2 separate regions of the Homo sapiens genome follow, and region 2 is linked to region 1. Evidence: chromatin loops called from intact Hi-C (ENCODE). Cell type or tissue: B cell. All regions are shown on one strand. Links, peaks and the distances in the headings refer to the core of each region. The heading gives the core; the rest is flanking DNA.

Region 1 (9,413 bases), core at 4,132-6,631:
AAAACAAAAAGCAACTGCCTGAAAGTCAAGTAATCATAAAGTACCTATGAATAACCTAAAATATGTAAATATAATCCAATATTTATGCTAATGTATATGGGCATCCTAGCTTTCATATTCCTCAGACATACAACCTGGAAAAAAAAAACCCTGCTGGAAAACACTGAATTGATAGTTTCTCTCCCTTCTCCCCATCCCCTTCTTCAACATCTTCATCATCATCATCACCATCATCATTGCCACCAAAGCTTCAAGTGGCAGGAGGCGGGGCAAAGATCAAGTTTATTGAGTTTTTAGAAGCTCACTGGAGTGAGGATAGTGAATTGCCAAGTCAATTTCAGGGGGCCATCAGCACAGCTGCTGGCATTGCGATCACAATTGGAGGCCGAGTAAGAGAAAACACTGGATGGTCCCCAGGTAGAGAGGATACATCCTGAAGGGCAGGGTCTGAGCACCTGATAGATGTGGGACCCTACAGAGAATGGGGACTGCTGCGAAGCTGGTTTTATTAGACTGATTTCCTGAGGACGACGTCTCCTCTGGAAGGACAGCTTTTGTGTAAGGTGAAATGGAGGAAGAGAGGAAGAAAGGATTGAGGCTAGAGGGGCATTAAAAAGAAAGATTTGAGACTTGGAAGGGTGGGACTCATACTGGTGGGAGGAAATTGGAATCCAGGATACATGGAGAAATTATCAGAAAACACCCAGCTATCTCAAGTTCAGAATTCAGGTTCAGATAATGACATCCTAGGATACTGGGGGAAAAAAAGAGAGAGAGAGATAGAATTGCTTTTGGTAAGCTTAGCAGAGTCAGAGAGAAAAGGAGAGTTCCCAGAAAACAGAAAGTGGCCAAATGATTTTCTGGTTTCCAGAAAAGGAAAAAAAACTTAATTTCAGAATTTACAGATAAAGGAAGAGTCTAGTGTGCATTATTAAAATTATAGATTGTGGGCCGAGCACAGTGGCTCATGCCTGTAATCCCAGCACTTTGAGAGGCCGAGGCGGGTGGATCACCTGAGGTCGGGAGTTCGAGACTAGCCTGACCAACATGGAGAAACCCCGTCTCTACTAAAAATACAAAATTAGCTGGGCGTGGTGGCACATGCCTATAATCCCAGCTACTAGGGAGGCTGAGGCAGGAGAATCGCTTGAACCTGGGAGGCAGAGGTTGCATTGAACTGAGATTGTGCCATTGCACTCCAGCCTGGGCAACAAGAGCAAAACTCCGTCTCAAAAAAAAAAAAAAAAAAATTGTAGATTGTGAATACTAGAAAAGAAGGTAGTGAACACCAGGAGCCAACCTGGGTTTACTAAGAACTGTGTACACCAGAGAAATCCCATCTCCTTTTCTCCTGGGCTGGGAGGCCAGGAAATATTATAGATACAGTGTCTCTGGTTTTAACAAAGCATTTGGCAAAAGTCTGTCATGAAATGTATGTGGAAAAGATGGAATCCACATGAAGTCATACAAGTAGGTAAATTCATAACAGTTGAAAGGCGGTATCTGTGGAGAAGTCAGAGCAAGGATCTTTGTTTTGGTGGTGGGGTTGTTTGGTTTGGTTTGGTTTGGTTTTGTCTTGTTTTTGAGACAGGGTCTCACTCTGTCACCCAGGCTGGAGTACAGGGGCGCAATCACAGCCAACTGCAGCCTTGACCTCCCAGGCTTAGATATTCCTCCCACCTCAGCCTCCCAAGTAGCTAGGACCACAGGTGTGTGCCACCATGCCCAGATAAATTTTTGTGTTTTTTCTAGAGACAGGGTTTCATCATGTTGTCCAGGCTGGTCTTGAACTTCTGGGCTCAAGTGACCCACCCGTCTCAGCCTCCCAGAGTGCTGGGATTACAGGCGTGAGCCACCATGCCCAGCTAGATCTTTGTTTATCACTGATGAATTCCTGACACCTAGAACAATGCCACAGTGGGTGCTTAGTAAATATCTGTACAGTGAGTGGGCCGTAACTGAGCCAGAGGGACAACTGCAGGGAAATGTTACAGGCTTCTTTCCTGCCCCTGTCCTGCTTTGTTTCGTATTAAGGACTCGAGTAAAGACATTGATGATATGCTCAGTAAAGTTTGTGGAGAACAGAAAGCTAAGCCTGAAAACTAGTTTAGAAACTGATAGAATCAAGACCCAAATATCTTGCTAGTCTGAGTTAGATCTCTCAAGAACTAAAAGTTTAACAGGAATATATGTAAACTACTATTCTTGAGACTTGGAAATCAACTGAACAGGTAGGAAAGATATAACTTAAGAAACCTTGCTTTTAAAGTTCATATGTTTTCGTTGACTCCAAACTTAGTGTTAATACGGTAGCTGCCAGAAGAGTCCCATTTCAGCCATCCATGTTTGGATTCATCAGTTTCAACAAATGCTTATTGCAGGCCTGCTCTGTGCCAGGGAGCTGGTTGTGTACAGAGACAGACATCCCCATCAACCCCGGGATAGGAGATGAGCACTAAGGTTGAGGCAAGGTTAGCATCCAGGGGGGCTTGAGAAGGGAGCAGGGTGCCTCCCTGTGCCTGGGGTGGTCCAAAGCATTCACAAGGCAGGGGAGCTCTTAGGCTGAGACCCAGAAAACAGAAGGGAAAGGGGAAGCTGGCAGAGGAGACAATTTGTCTGAAGACAAGGTATGGGGGCAGTTGAGAGTGGTCTGTTCAGTGGGCTCTCTGGGACTTAGCCTGTGAGGGGAAGAGGAGAGGTGGCTGCAGGTAGGTCAGCAGGGAGGCCTTGGCCCACCAGGAGCCATGGGGCCAGGGAAGAAATGCAGGCCCCAGGACTTGGCACTCTTGGTTTTTCTTCTACCTCCTGGGCTGCTCCAACTCAGAGTCCTTTGCCAGTTTCTGCTTCTCCCAGTCTCAGCTTTGGAGTGCCCCAGGCTCAATCCTTGGCCCTCTTCCCTTCCCATGTATACTTTTATTCCTTGCTGCCCTCATCCAGCCCCATGGCTATAAATGCATTCTATTTGCAGACATGTCCCAGACTCCTGTCAGCAGCCTGGGCTTTTCTCCTGAACTTGGGACTCAGACATCCCACCACCTGCTTGACATCTCCAGCATTTAACATGTGGAAAACTGAATTGTTAGCTTACCCCCTGTAATAGTTTGCTAGGGCTGCCGCAACAAAGTACCACAAACTAGATGGCTTAAAATAACAGAAATTCATTCTCTCTCTGTTCTGGAGACCAAAGTCCAAAGTCAAGGTGCTGGCAGGGCTGCGCTCTCTCTGAAGCTTCCAGGGCAGAATCTGTTGCATGCTTCCGGTGTGGCTAGCCATCCTTGGCTTTCCATGTCTTATAGCTGTGTCACTCCCGGCTCTGCCTCCTTTATCACATGGTGTTCTCCCTGTCCACCTTCACATCATCTCCAGGCCTGTCTGTGTCTCTTCTCCTCGTCGTATAAGGACGCCAGTCATATTGGATTAAGGCCCACCCTAATGACCTCATCTTAACTTGATCACTTCTGCAGAGACGCTGTTTCCAAATAAGACCACATTCACAAGTATTGGGGATAGGACTTCACCATATCTTTTCAGGGACCCCGTAACTTTCTTCATCTGTGGCCTTTCTAGGTTAGCTGATAGCCACTTCATTCTTCCAGTTGCTTTGGACAGAACTCTTGGTGTCATCCTTGACTCCCATCTTTTTCTCCCATCCACATCTAGTCCACTAGGAAACAGGTTAGGTTCAAAACCAACTGCTTCTCCCACCTCCACTTCTGCTGCCCTGATCTGAGCCACCATCACCTAAATTACTATAAAAGCCAAGTATCAGTTCATGTCACTCCTCTGCTCAAAAGCCTGCATAGCTTCCCACACCACTCAGAGTCACTGGCACAGCCTTTCCGCCGCCCCCATGCCATCCCCGGCTTCAGTGCCTCTACGCTGGCTCGCGTTGGCTCCTGCACACAGGCTGGCTTCTTTGCTCTCCCTCATACGTCCTAGGCTCTCCCCTTCTCTGGACCTTTGCACTAGCTCTTCCCTCTGTGCGGAACACCATCCCCTAGATGTGCTCCAGCCTCACAATCTACCTTCTCACCTTCTTCTAGTCTGCTCAGATATCACCTTCTCAGTGGCACCCTTTTTACAATTCCAGCCAGCCTTCCCAGCACCAGTGTTTTGTTTGTTTGTTTTTTTATAACACTTTACCCTTTCTATAGCAGACATTATTGGGAATACTTATTGTTTGTTGTTTGTCTCACCTGCTAGCATGTGATGTCTACAAGGCAAGGGTCTTGCCAGTTTTGGTGACTGGTGTTTCCCAAGGGCCTAGAGCAAGGGAGAGCCAGGACTGGGCCCAGGTCTCCCTGGCTCCAAGGCCATCCTCTTCCTGCTGTGAAAGACCACTCTGAACTATACAAGGGTAGATCTCTCCAACACCACATCTCGTTTATCCTCCCTGCCCCATCTTTTGCCATCTTCCTCAGTGACTTCAGTATCTCTGTGAGCCTACTTGCTAAAATAGAAATTTTAAACTGTACAGAAAGAACATGGTGTTATGTTCAAGAGAATGGAGTCTGGGCTGGGTGTGGTGGCTCACACCTGTAGTCTCAACACTTTGGGAGGCCAAGGCTGGAGGATCATTTGAGTCCTGGAATTCGAGGCCAGCCTGGGCAACATAGTGAGACCTCGTCTCTACAAAAAATTTAAAAAATTAGGTGGATGTGGTGGCATGTGCCTTTCGTCCCAGCTACTTGGGAGGCTGAGTTGGGAGGATCACTTGAGCCCAGGAGGTCAAAGCTACAGTGAGCTATGATAGCATAACTATGCTCTAGCCTGGGCAACAGAGTGAGACCCTGTCTTGGAAAAAAAAAAAAAGGAGTCTGGAGCCACTTACACAGCAGGTAAGCATAGGCACCTCACTTCACCTCCCTTTGCCTCAGTTTCCTCATCTATCAAAAGGAGATAATCATGCCACCTTACCTTGAAGGGTTTCTGTGAGGGCTAAATACGTTAATATATGTAACCACTTACCATGGAAACAGTGAGTACCATGTCAGTATCATTGTAAGGATATATATTTGAACCTTGAGGACACTATGCTAAATGAAATAAGCCAGTCATAAAGGACCAATACTGCCTGATTCCACTGATATGAGGTATCTAAGGCAGTTGACTCGTAGAAGCAGAACATAGAATGGTTGAGTGCCAGGGGCCGGAGGAAGGAGGAAGTGAGGTTGCTGCTCAGTGGGCGTGGAGTTTCAGTAGTGCAAGCTGAGTCAGTTCTAGAGATCTGCTTTACAACAGTGTGCTTATGGTTAACAATACTGTACTATACACTCACAGATGTGTTAAGACAGTAGATCTCATGTTATATGGGGCTTTTTAAACCACAACTTGTTTTTTAAAAAGGATGTAATATATTAGTCACTAACCCTTTGTTTTATTGAATTTTCTCAAGGTTAAGGGACTTACCCAAGTGCTCGCAGCTTATAAAGGAAAGAGGGTGACAAGAATGAAGCCTCTGACTTCCAGGGCTCTTTGTCCTGCTCCAAGTCAGGCATTAGTTCTGTCTGTCAAAATCCAGATTATCAAAGGACCATAGTATAAAAGGGCTCTGCAATATGGGGAGGTGCATCCACGCTTCTTTGGGAGAAACGCCTCACATGTTGGCTTCATAAAACTCTTCTATGCCCCGTAGGTTGGACAATGAGAAATAAATAATCCAGACATTGGTGTTTTTGATAGGTGGTTAGAGCTTCCCCAACAGGGGGAGTAAACAAAAGAACCATCTTAATTTCAAGCTTAGTTAGAACTACGGAAGACTAAAAGTCATTTTTCAAAATGGTGGGTGGTGCCAGGGCTCTATCCCCACCTGGAAGGGGCACTTGATCTGTAAAAGCAGCAAAAATAATTGTGTCTTTTATGTCACTTAGGTAGAAGCTCCTGTCCCAATTAATTCTTATCTCCTCCTCCCTTTATAAATATGCTTGGGCAAAGTGACATCCTAGCAGTTTTTTGTTTTGTTTTCTCTCTTCTTAACAAGGAATTCTCTCTGCTTAGGCATTTTAGGTGCTGATTTTTCTCATGTCCCAGAGATGCTTCTAATTAGTTGATGCTTCCTTCCCATAATAGTTCACCACAGAGAGTGGATTTGGACTGGAGGAGGGAGCAATTTTGTCATCTTATCAAAGTGCCACTGATCAGGTTGGCTTTCCTGAGTGCTCATTCATTTTTCCGCCTCTCTGGAAACAGAAGCAGCAAGCTCCTTGCTGAGTGGAGCTGGAGGTTTTTGGGTTTTGCTGTCTCCCCAGTGCTTCCCAGCACCCTTTGATGAAATGCTGCCTCAGAGTCTTTGCAGTAGGGCTCACTAGAGAAATTATCTTTTTCCTTTCACATCAGTGGAAAAACACTTGGCTGGGGACAAATGGCAAAAGCATGCCACTGTCACCTTGTCCCTAAGTAACCTGGCACCCACCAGGGCTGCCTGCAGGCCCTGTGTGTCCTGGGGAGAAGGTATATAAAGGCCTCTTCCTTTTCCTGCTTTCTAGGAGCAGAGTGACCCTCCAGGCCAAGGACAGTGCTGTATTCTTGGGTGGTTCTGACATTGCAGAAAGAGTCTGTGGACACTAGAGATCCAAGAATTATCCTCCAGTGCTTCAGAGCTGGAAGGAGATGCTAGCTCAGGCCTCTTTAAGGACTTGTATCAGTTAGCTAGCTTTTGCTGTGCAACAAACCACCCCAAAACTTGATGGCTTAAGACAGTAAACATTACTTACTATGATTCTGTGGGTCTTCTGGGTGTTTCTTCTGGTGCGGATAGCGCAGCCCAGGCTGGATGGTCAAAGAGGCCCTCCCTCACCTGTCTGGTGGTTGGGAGGCTGCTCGGTCTGGAGAGGTCTGGGCAGGAACAGCTCACCTGTGCTCCATGTGGGTCCGTCCATGCTACTGCAGCCCAGCCCGGGCTTTCCACATGAGGGTTCCAAGGAGAACAAGAGAGGGCACACAAACCCAGTGCATAAGTATTTTATAAGTGTCTGTCACAGTTGCTAATGGTCTGTTGGCCAAAGTAAGTCATGTGACTGAGCCCAGAATCAATGTGAAAAGGGGGAACCCAAGGGTGTGAAGATTGGAAGGTATAAACAACTGGGGGGCCATTCCTGCAACAGCCTACCCAGGAGTGCCGCGTCAGAAGGTGTGTCCTGTTCTCGCCCTGCATGGGTTTGTGTCAGTGTGGGGCAGCTCTTTCAAGGAAGAAATGAAAGGCTCTTTTGAGGCAGGGAAGTGCAGTGGAGTTTGACACACAGTGTTCAAATTCTGCACAGCATTTACCAGCAGTATGACATCAGGCAGGTGACTTGACTTTTCTAAAGCCTGGGTTCTTCACCTCTAAGCTGGGTCTGGTCAAGTTTCCCTCATGAGGTTCTTCAGGACACTAACTGATGTTTGTGGAGCAGGGTGTGTGGCATGTGGTCAGCACCCAATGTAGCTGGCATTGTGGTGGGGCAGCAGAAAGGCAGCTATGCTGGGAAGTTGGACAGTGCCAAATCCTGGGGCAACAGGTGGTCATCCATGCACAGGAAGCTTGGCTGGACACCTGGATGGCAGCGTGCCCTGGCCCAGGAGGCCAGGTGAAGATGGCAAAAGGGAAAAGAAGGCTCTGCTGGCTTCTTGCAGACTAAAGCCCTGTTCACATATTTGTTGTTTAAAATTGAAACAAGTAAGTCACCCTTTCTTGGTTGTACATCCCCCCACAGCAACTGCCAGTTGACTTCCACACCCTATTTTTTCCCCAGAGCTTTCACTCCTTGTCAGAGGTGTTGAACACTGCAGTGCTTCCCACGTGGCTTCTCTGTGCCTCTGACTCTGTTGCTGGGTCCTCCTGGGCACTTCCTCATGACTCACCTCCTCCCTCTGCGAGCGTTCCTCTCAGCTTCCTTCACTGGCCCCTTCCCTCCTCTCATCTTCTTGTTATTTATTGGTGTTCCCCAAATTCTAGCCTTAACCCTGTTGTCAGACAACACTGTTTCACAGGGAGACTGTGCACAACCCCAGCTTGGCCCCCGCTTGCTCATGATGTCCCCACTCTGTCTCTCTGGCCCCAGCTTGCCTCTTGGACTGCAGATCAGTTTCTCACACTTAGTAGGCTGCAAAACAAAGCTCTCCTCCCCATATGTCCTCAGTCTGCTCGGGCTGCTATAAGAAAGTACCATAGCCTGGGTGGCTTAAACAACTGAGGTTTATTTCTCACAATTTTGGAGGCTGACACCCACGATCAGGGTGCCCGCATGGTGAGTGGACGGGTGCTCACTGGGCAGAGAGGGCCCTGGTGTCTCTTCCTTTCCTTACAAGGGCACTAATCCCATCATGGAGCTCCACTTTTAGGTCCCCATGTAAACCTCATCATTCCCCAAAGGTCCCATCTCCTTATACCACCTCACTGGGTGCTAGGGTCTCAGTACATGAATCCAGGGGGACGCAGTTCAGTCTCTAGCACCATGTAACCTGCATTCCCATCTGTCTTCCCCTCTTCCTGGTAGGCCAAGCCAGAAAGCTCTAAGTCATTTCCCACAGTGGTCAGTTCCAAATAAATGTCTCTTGGGTCCTGCGTCCTCTCTGTCCCTGCAGCCCCAGACCCTGCAGCAGCCCTCTCACCTCCAGCCTTGTTCCAGCAAGCTCAGCATTGCTTCCAAAACAAACACCCGATCACTGCTCTCTGCATTCTCTCTCTCATACTCATGAGCACATGGTAAAACTCTGCCTCGCACCTCTCTGGCCTTATCTCCTGCCCTTCCCCCCAGCATCCTCATTCCCTGCTATATTCACCCACCTGTGGCACCCTCACCAGGCCAGCACATCTCACCACACTGCATTTGCTCTTGCTGTTCCCACGACCCGGGCTGCCCCTCCCCCTGCGACTGCCTGGAAGCTTGTGCTCATCTTTCAGGAACCGACTCTGGGGTCATCCTGGTGAAGCTCTCCCTGCCCTCTGCCGCAGCATGAGCCACGCACACGTCCTATTTATCACTTGCCAAGTGTACTGTGGGCTTGTGAGTCTCGCCCTGTCTCTTTTCATGATCTGTGAGCTCCTTGAGGGCATAAATCATCGCATTCATTTCTCTGTACCCCAGTGTCTGGCATATAATCAATGACAATAAATAAGTGTTGGATAAATGAGTGAGTAGATGAGGGCAGTGGGTGAGACCAACAACCTCCTGTTTCCCACACTGAGTCACCCCAGGTTCCCCACTGGCACAAGTGCCACTAGCTGCCAGCCCCCTGAACTTCCTGCATATCCAACTTACCAAGTCCTGGAGCAGCTGGCGTTCTCCTTCCCACCCCACAGCACTAAGGGCCCTGGCAAGTTCTCGCCTGCCCCCAGGAAGGCCGGTTATAGAGAAAGCCCTTGGCACCTTAGCCAGAGCTCATGGCTCCCTCCTCTAGCACACTTTGCCCTTTCTGCCTGTTTAATCATGTCA
Region 2 (9,413 bases), core at 3,515-6,014, 150 kb after region 1:
TCTGAGCTATCCCAGAGTGCAGCTCCCCAGAGTGCAGTTCCCCAGACCTGTACTGAGCTAGGAGTAAGAAAATCAAATTCAAGTCTGGGCCCTGCCTCTAACTTTCTGTGTGTCCTTGAAAAAGTCACTTTACTTCTCTGAGTCTCATTTTCAAGCCTGAATATTTTGAAATTCTATATCACAGTCCTATCAAAAATTCACAAAGTTCCTCACTGCCTCCTGAATTAAAGAGTTAGTCCCTCAGCCCAACATAACGGACCCTCTACAAACTAGCTGCAACCACCCTAAGTCAATACTGAGTATCCAATACCACCCTATTAGGCCAGATTTCCCCCCATCTCTACCCCTGGTACCTTTGCCTAGAACATCCGTCCATCTTTACTCAACATTTAATGAGCACCTATTGTAATACTGTGTGCCAACTCTATAACAAGCACAGGGGATACACAGGGCCCACTGGTGTCACACAAGCACCTTTGTGCAAATTAGAAAACAGTCTGGATACAGGCCTGTACCAGGTGCACAGTTGACTAATGGCCTTCATCCACTGCTTATTTCCTTAGCCAGGCATCCTCTCACAGTGCATAACCTATACAACTGTACACTGCAGCCCTGGGGATACAAAGTTAAGACACAGACATTGTCTTAGGGAGTCTGTAAATAGAAACATAAGCTAACACAGTACAAAGTGATAAGGACTATGAGGTTGGTAGCAAAGGAGAAGGGTACCTAACCCAGGCTGAGGACTCAGAAAGGGTTTTTCAAAAGAGGTCACTTCTGGCCAGGCATGGTGGCTCACACCTGTAATCCCAGCACTTTGGGAAGCCAAGGCAGGTGGATCACGAGGTCAGGAGTTCAAGACCAGCCTGACCAACATGGTGAAACCCTGTCTCTACTAAAAATTCAAAAATTAGCTGGGTGTGGTGGTGCGCACCTGTAATCCCAGCTACTTGGGAGGATGAGGCAGGAGAATCGCTTGAACCCTGGAGGCGGAGGTTGCAGTGAGCCAACATTGCGCCACTGCACTCCAGCCTGGGCGACAGAGCAAGACTCTGTCTCAAAAAAAAAAAAAAAAAAAAAAAAGGTCACTTCCGCTAAATTAGAAGGACAAGTAGTAGGAAGGAGGTAGACAAAGAGAATGGAATTAGAATGGTAAATTTTTAATGTTATGTCTATTTTACCACCAAAAAAAAAAAAAATTCTATCTAAGAGAGTTGGAAGGGTGTCCTAGGCAAAGGGAACAGAATGTGCAAAAGTATTTGCATGTGGGGAGAGGCAGGATGTGAAACTGGGTAGGGGAGTGAGGCCCAGATTATGAAGTTCTGCTGTATGTGTTAAGTTCAGGAATTTGGACTTCACCCTGGAAATTTCAAAGCGGTGTTAAAGGAGCAGTTTTCTCATGTAGTCTGGTCACCTTGACAGCCACGTAGAATGATGGCTCGGGGGGTCACACAGGAAGCAGCAAGAACGGTGAGGATGTTGTGTCACCCAGGCGAGGCGTGGTGACAGCCTGGATCCAGGCAGTGGTGTGTACGGAGGGGCTGGGTGAGATAAATATTAAGGAGGGAAAACTCCGCAGGACTTTGGGGCTGGTCATATGTAGGGCTGGAGTACAAGGGAAGGCATTACGACAGCAGAGTTGTGGTCCTGCCGCTTCCTCAAGGGAAGGACAGTAAGGGCCAGAGTTGAGGGAGGGAAAGGAAGGATGAGTTCAGCTGGGAAGTCAGTGGATTTTGAAGTATCTAAGAAATATCTACACGTCTCAAAAAAAAAAAGAAAGAGAAAAGAAATGTGAGTGGGCATTGAATGTTTGGAACCAGGGGTCAAGAGATAGGTATGGGCCAGGACTAGAGAGTCATCAGTGTAGACGTGGGCATGGAAGCTGTGGGTACAGATGGGCCTGCCAGGGAGGTATATGGTGTGAGAAGAAGAAGAACAGAGGCCAAGGGTGGTGCCATGGAGGATTGGGACAGGGAAAGAGGAGTCTGAGGGCACTGGGTCTGCTAAGCCCGGTGTCTCCACAGCATTCAGTCCCCTTCTCTCCTGGCCATAATCCTTACCATTCTTATTGCCCGTTTCACTGGCTACCTTCTCTCAATGCCCTTTCCTCATTCACTTCCTCCTTGCCAACAACCTGATATGCTATCGCCTTTCTTTTAATCCCCGGAGCACTTAATTTTTACCTCACATGTGACACTTTCTCTGGTCGGCCATAGACTCCACTTCCTGTCTTCCTCCTGCCCAGTAGTTACTGCAGGGCCTCCTGTATGGAAACCTCTCACCAACTCAACAAGCGTGGTACTCGTGTCAGTAAATATTTGTCGAATTGAATGAAATGGATGTGACCATTGAAAGGGATTCTGAGATTTCCATTCCTGGAGATGGCTGACCTTTTGTCTAGAATTGTTTAGACTAGCACTATCCAATAGAAATGTAATGTGTGACACACATGTTAATTTTACATTTTCAACAGCCACATTGGAAAAAAGTACAAAAGAAACAGGTGAAATTAATTTTTTTTTTGAGTCGGAGTCCTGCTGTGTCACCCAGATTGGAGTACAGTGGCGTGATCTCAGCTCACTGCAACCTCTATCACACAGGTTCAAGCTATTCTCCTGGCTCATCCTCCTGAGTAGCTGGGATTACAGGTGCCCACCACCATACCCAGCTAATTTTTGTGTTTTCAGTAGAGACGGGGTTTCACCATCTTAGCCAGCCTGGTCTTGAACTCCTCATGATCCGTCTGCCTTGGCCTCCCAAAATGCTGGGATTACAGGCGTGAGCCACCATGCCCAGTCATGAAATTAATTTTTAATAGTAGTCATTGGCCAGGCATGGTGGCTCATGCCTGTAATCCCAACACTTTGGGAAGCCGAAGCGGATGGATCATTTGAGGTCAAGAGTTCGAGACCAGCCTAGCCAACATGGTGGAACCCCGTATCTACTAAAAATACAAAAAAAAATAACCAGGCATGGTGGCGCATGCCTGTAATCTCAGCTACTCGGGAGGCTGAGGCAGGAGACTTGCTTGAACCTGGGAGGCAGAGGTTGCGGCGAGCCAAGATCCTGGCACTGCACTCCAGCCTGGGCAACAAAGCAAGTGAGACTCCACCTCAAAAAAAAAAAAAAAAAAAAAGTTATGTGCCACATAACAGCGTTTTAGTCAACAGCAGTCCCATAAGATGATTATACCCTATTTTTACTATAGCTTTTCTATATTTAGATATGTTTAGACACACAAATACTTACACTTATATTACAATTGCCTACAGTATTCAGTACAGTCACATGCTGTACAGGTTTGTAATCTAGGAACAAGTGGCTATACCATACAGCTTAGGTTCAAGCACCTTTTATACTTGACAGGACAGAATCCTGCCCAGACCGGCAAGAAGAGGGTAATCCATTGGAAAAGTGGAACTGGTCACTTTTTTTTTTTTTTTGAGATGGGGTATAGCTCTGTCGCCCAGGCCAGTGTGCAGGGGTTTGTGTTAGTTCACTCTACAATGTTAGCATGACGAAATGACCTCTCATTGCATTTCTTAGAACATAGCCCCATCATGAAGTGACACATGACTATTTTCTTTAACCTAATATATTCAAAATACTATCATTTCAACATATAACCAATGAGATAGATTACATTATTTTCTTTTCATAAGTCTTCAAAATCCTGCATGTGTTTTATTACACTTACAGCACATCTCAATTTGGACACTAAATTTTCATTAGAAATATTTGACCCATTTTTAGGTTTCATAAAAACTAAAGGTTATAAAATAGATTGACACCCAAGTTGTTCTAAACAGACTTAAACATTTTCTAATAACTGAATCAAGTATCCGTTCTTAAATTTCAACAAACTCAGCTTAAATGAAATTTAAAATCCCGTTCAGCCACAGCCACAGTAGCCACTTTTTTTCTTATCTTTTTTTTTTTTTTTTTTTTTTTTTTTTTGAGACAGGGTCTCACTCTGTCACCCAGGCTGCGGCTGGAGTACAGTGGTGCAATCTCAGCTTACTGCAGCCTCAACCTCCTGGGCTCAAGTGATCCTCCCACCTCAACCTCCCAGGTAGCTGGGACGACAGGCACACACTACTGTGCCTGGCTAATTTTTGTGTTTTTGTAGAGTTAGAGTTTCACCATCTCGAATTCCTGAGCTCAAGGGATCCACCCAACTCAGCCTCCCGAAGTGCTGGGATTACAGGTGTGAGCCACAGTGCCTGGCCCCCACAGTAGCCACATTTTAAATGCTTAGTAGCCTGAAGTGGTTAGTGGCTGCTGGATCTAGACACATAGGCCACTGACCCTGGGTGGGACCCTCTGGTTTTTTCAATTCAATGGTGTGTCAATTGGGCTCCTCTAATCTCTTTAAATGTTACGCTCCCATCAGGAGTTGCTAAATTCCAACTCCTTTCTCCCCTTGGCCTGGTGCTGCTGGGTCTGTGGTGGAAACAGACCTGGAAGACCTGCATCAGGCGGTGCAGAGAACTCCCTGCCCAAGTTCGTTCCATTGCTCCAAGTGAACTCTGTATCGCCCCCTACTGGCCAAGAAAGCATAAGCAGTGCCAACCCATACTGGACCGTGGCCCTTAGATTAGATTTAACAGCAGGTTAGGGCCACCCTTTCCAAATAGCTCAAATTCACATGTACAGCAATAAAAACACTACTCTAGAGTTCAGGCTGACCTCCTGGCATTCCAGCACAAGGTTAAATGGTCTGTGGTTTTGTTATTTTCTCCTTTATGTGACTGAGTAGCTTAAAAAAATAACTGCATTACAAGAAAGGGGGAGGCCGGCGTGGTGGCTCACGCCTGTAATTCCAACACGGGAGGCCGAGGCGGGTGGACCACCTGAAGTCAGGAGTTCAAGACGATCCTGGCCAACATGGCAAAACCCTGTCCCTACTAAAAGTACAAAAATTAGCCGAGTGTAGTGGCGGGCACCTGTAATCCCAGCTACTTGGGAGGCTGAGGCAAGACAATCGCTTGAATCTGGGAGGCAGAGGTTGCAGTGAGCCAAGATCACACCACTGCACTCCAGTGTGGGTGACAGAGCGAGACTATCTCAAAAAAAAAAAAAAGGAAGAAGAAGAAAGGGGAAAACAGAGCATTGCCATGTTACCAGGTTTGTTCCCTGCAGAACTGCCTGACAGCACCCACAGGCTGCCCAGCATCCCCAGCCCTGTACTCAGCCTCTCAGAGGCCCCTTCCACTGGTTCACTGTCCTGACAGTGGGGACCACCCCTGTGGGAGCCAGAGGTCAGGGGGTACCTGGCCACCATCTCACAGTGTTGACATCTATGTAGTTGATGACAGTGGAGGGAGGTGGGCAAGAAGACTCGGTCCCCACATAAGAATCAAGAAGGAGTTATGGCTGTTTGGCCCTTTTGAGCTCCGATGAGCATTTCAGCCTTTACTTATGAGTCCCTGCTCAGCCATGGGACCAGACCCTGGCACAGTGACCGAGTCAGCCAGTCTGACTCTCTCAGCTGCTATCACTTCGGTAACCCTGGTCTGGCCTGGCGAATTGATGGGGAACTCAGACCCACAGTTGTAGGCTGAGGTGGGCAGGAGGCAGAGAGGAGGTAGGAGGAGGATTTCCTCCCCTGGATGGCTTGTTGCCTTCTCTTTGGGCCTTATCAACCCACACGTGTGTGTTGAATGCTAAATATGCTCAGCTATTAAAAATGCAGAAGATGAGCCCGCTGCTCCAGGAGGAAAATGAGCCAAAGCAAAAGAAAAATCAGCAGGCTCCCTGGCCTCCCTGTGCATGCCCTGCAGCAGGTGGGGGAGGGCTCCCTCTCCCCAGGTAGGCGGGGCTCCTCTCCAAATGCTTGGAATTACCAGGCGGGTCTTCCCGGAGCAACTGGGGCTGAGGGAGTGTAAGCACTCTGGAAGTCTTCCCAACGCTTTATGGAGAGGGAAGCGATCACTGAGAGGCCCTGGCCAGATGCCTGTGGGAGAAACTGGGCGGCTTATCTCTTCCTGCCTGGTGCTGGCGTGAACTGGGGGCAAGACCAAGGCTCAGGATTGATGGCTCCCTGAAGACACAGAGAGTCGTCTCAGGCTGTGAAATACGAGCAACCCAAGGAGCCGCAGACACTGCAAGGACCCTACCCCTGTGACTGCCCTGCATTCCTCAGCAGGATTCTTGCAGTTGCCTCTCCCTGGCCTCCTTGCCCCTCACTCTGCCCATCCTCCTGTCCACCCCACACACCCCCCCAGAGTGATGTGAGCCCGTTCTGCCCACAACTCTTTGATGGCTCCCACTTGTTTGCCTACAGAGTAGAAGTTTAATGTTTTTGTAATGGACTTCAGAGGGAAGGGGTAAGAGAGGGTGGGAAGGTAGACAGACCAGAATATTGAAGCATGTGGGGGCTGCGGCTGGGGGCAGAGTGTCCCTTCCAGGACAGGGAGGCCGTGGGAATTTAAACATCTAAGGCTGCCTGCTCACTGGGTTTTCAGATGAGCAAAGGTAAGGACAATGGACAGCTCCTTGGGTGTAAATGCAGCCAACCTTGTGAAGTCACAGAAGTGCTCAGAAATAGGGAATCCAGCTTTGGGAGGAAAAGTAAGACCAAGACAGCTGGGGAAGGAAGAAAATGGCCTGAAGTGTCCAGTCACTGTGGCTCACGCCTGTAATCCCAGCACTTTGGGAGACTGAAGCGGGCAGATCGCTTGAGGTGAGGAGTTCAAGACTAATGTGGTGAAACCCTGTCTCTACTAAAAATACAAAAAAAAAAAAAAAAATTAGCCAGGCGTAGTGGTGTGTCCCTGTAATCCCAGCTATTTGGGAGGCTGAGGCACAAGAATCTCCTGAACCTGGGAGACAGAGGTTACAGTGAGCTGAGATTGTGCCACTGCACTCCAACCTGGGCAACAGAGCAAGACTCCGTCTCAAAAAAAAAAAATGGCCTGAAGGAAAGAAGAGGGATGAGCCACAGAGATTAGTAACCATGGTCCTTCATAGCTGCATAGCTCATTATGATTTTTAGATGTTTTGATAGCCCAATCCTATTTGAGCCTAAAGACTATTTTGTGGTGAAGATAAGAAAACAGAGCCCAAAGAGATGAAGCGATGGGCTGAGATTACATACACAGTGGGACAGCAGAGGAGCTGAGACTTGACCCCTGGCCTTCTGGCTTCCAGTGCTACAGTAAAGAGCACCACCCTCGGTGTTGCCTGACGTCAAGCTCTCTCTGCCCTTCATTTTGTGGAATGACCTGGGGCAAGCCTTTCTCAGCCTCAGGCTCCACATCTATGAAATTGGGGATAGAGATTAAACACGGTATTGCACGTGAGTGCATAACTCACTGCTCATGCATGGTAGGTGTGCAGCATGTGCCGCTATGAGCGGACACTTCACCTTTGTCATTGCACAATCTCTTCTCAGAAGAGGAGAGGCAGCACAGCCTGATCCCCACCTAAAGCATTTGTTCTTACCAAGCATTGGTGGGGTGCCAGTTTGGTTTTTATTGTGTTATGTGATTTAACTTCCACTGAGAACATTAATTCATTCATCAAACATTTATCGAGCCCTTCCTAAATGCTAGATAATGTATAGGCTGCTGGGATAATTCCAGAGCGACATGTATACTGGGACAGGGTTCCCATCATCAGGCAGCTCACAGTCTGGTCAGGACACATAGATGTAGAAATAAAACCTTGCCATAGGACATGATGAGTGCAGCAGAAACACCTAGGAAGGAACAGCAGGCACTGGGAGAGAAGAGGATGTTTCCTCCGGATCTGGACAGATGGGGGAGTGTTCACCTGGAGAATGGGGGAGGGCACACCAGCAGGAGAGCCCGGCCCACAGAAAGGCACAGAGCCAGGCCGGAGCACTGGTGTTCAAGGAGAAGTGAGAAGTCCAGCGAGGCTACAGGAGAAGGTGGCTGGGGCAGGAGGGGTGGGGTGGGCCAGGCTGTGAAGGTTACACTTGGACCTCTGGGCCTTGGGCAGCCCACAAAGACTTTCATGGTCAGATTTGCGTTGGTGGCTGAGTGCAAACAGATTAGAACACACAGAGAGGCCAAGCCAGAAAGGTTGCAAGCGATGCTGAGGCCTGGACCTTTTAACAGCTGTTTAAGAGGTGGACTTTGGTCAGACTGACTTGTGAGTGACTGAATTTCAGGGAAGAGCTGGTTTCTAACTGGATGCTGATATTGTTAACATAGAGTTTTTTGGTTGTTGTTGTTTTTGTTTGTTTGAGACAGAGTCTCTCCCTGGCTTCTAGGCTGGAGTGCTGTGACACGATCTCGGCTCACTGTAGCCTCCATCCCCTGGGTTCAAGCAATTCTCCTGCCTCAGCCTCCCAAGTAGCTGGGATTACCGGCATACACCACCACGCCTGGCTAATTTTTGTATTTTTAGTAGAGACGGGGTTTCATGATGTTGGACAGCCTGGTCTCCAACTCCTGACCTCAAGTGATCCACCCACCTCAGCCTCCCAAAGTGCTGGGATGAGCCACCATGCCCGGCCTGATATTGCTAACATAGAGATTAAAAAAGAAAAAGTCTATTTAATTTGGAACAAAGAATATCCTGAGTTTGCTGTAGGTCAGTGTGAAGATAAACTTTTTTTTTTAATATGGCAAAAATGCCATTCAGAATAAACCCTTGAGGGTTTAAAAAGAAAATGTGCTTTGTTTTCTGGATGGAGGTGGTTCAGGTGCAAGGCTGCCTGCCCAGAACCGGATTCTAATACAAAAAAGGAAAAAGCAGAGTGAGTGAGTGATGCCTGGGGGAGGGAAGGTGCTCCTGAGGGCTTTTCCTCTGGCAGGAAACTGGGAGCAGCAGGTGTCAGGGTACCTGGCCAGAAGCTGGAGCACTGATAAGTAGCCTGGGATGCTTTGCCATTTCCTCATCTTTCAGCGTGCTCAGAAAAAGCTTCTTGAAGGCCAAAGGCTTAGGATGGGAGCCCAGGGTCTCTGCTCAAGGTGCCAGCTCCCAGCCTTCCTGGCAGGGGGATGGAGGGTGTTCTGTAAGGAGTTGCCCTGTCTCCCCTTGGGTCAGGGTTTCCTCCAGGACTGTTGGGAAACAGTAACTGTCTGGGCTGTACTGGCTGGAAGGCACTGCAGAGCAGCCTACAGCTCGAACAGCAGGAACCAATGACCTCTGGTGGCTGCCGAGGGGAGTGCTCCCGCTTGTTGCTCCTGAGCGGAGCCTGTTCTGGGCCAGTGCTGGGGACAGGGTGCTTGGGGCTCTGCCTCACCCTGCACCAGCGCTCCCTGCAGAATCAAATTGCCTCCTAATCTCTACGTTCTCAATTCCTGCCCTCCCAGGCTCTGATACCATTTCCTTATTGATGTGAATTTCAATGGCCATTCATTGGAATTGTGTGGCTCTTCGTTCTCATTTGCAGAGGAAAGGCACTGAGCAGGTGCAGTTGATTAGGTCTAGGGTTATCC

Evidence for each region. Peaks named below come from ENCODE experiments on the same cell type or tissue, not always from the same donor. Only the 100,000 strongest peaks of a DNase experiment are listed, where the experiment ranks them.
Region 2: it touches region 1 in a loop (14-fold over the local background); 2 of 110 quality-filtered maps call a loop at or near these places.

Annotation. Positions count from the first base shown.
Region 1 is chr7:105,805,173-105,814,585 of GRCh38, reverse strand. The region is part of intron 2 of ATXN7L1 (ataxin 7 like 1); the gene reads left to right. Among named protein-coding and RNA genes, the nearest start is that of ATXN7L1, 67 kb to the left of the region's middle. RefSeq lists enhancers at 5,371-5,480, 5,601-5,670, 7,142-7,191, 7,832-7,881, 8,042-8,211. In B cell, for the core only: no CTCF peak of the experiment used is centred there; a DNase peak (open chromatin) is centred at 5,175; H3K27ac peaks cover 953 bases.
Region 2 is chr7:105,652,247-105,661,659 of GRCh38, reverse strand. All of the region lies in intron 4 of ATXN7L1 (ataxin 7 like 1), which reads left to right. Among named protein-coding and RNA genes, the nearest start is that of EFCAB10, 75 kb to the right of the region's middle. RefSeq lists enhancers at 5,362-6,085, 8,257-8,980 and a silencer at 5,804-6,098. In B cell, for the core only: CTCF peaks have their summits at 4,340 and 4,545 (motif pointing left); a DNase peak (open chromatin) is centred at 4,539.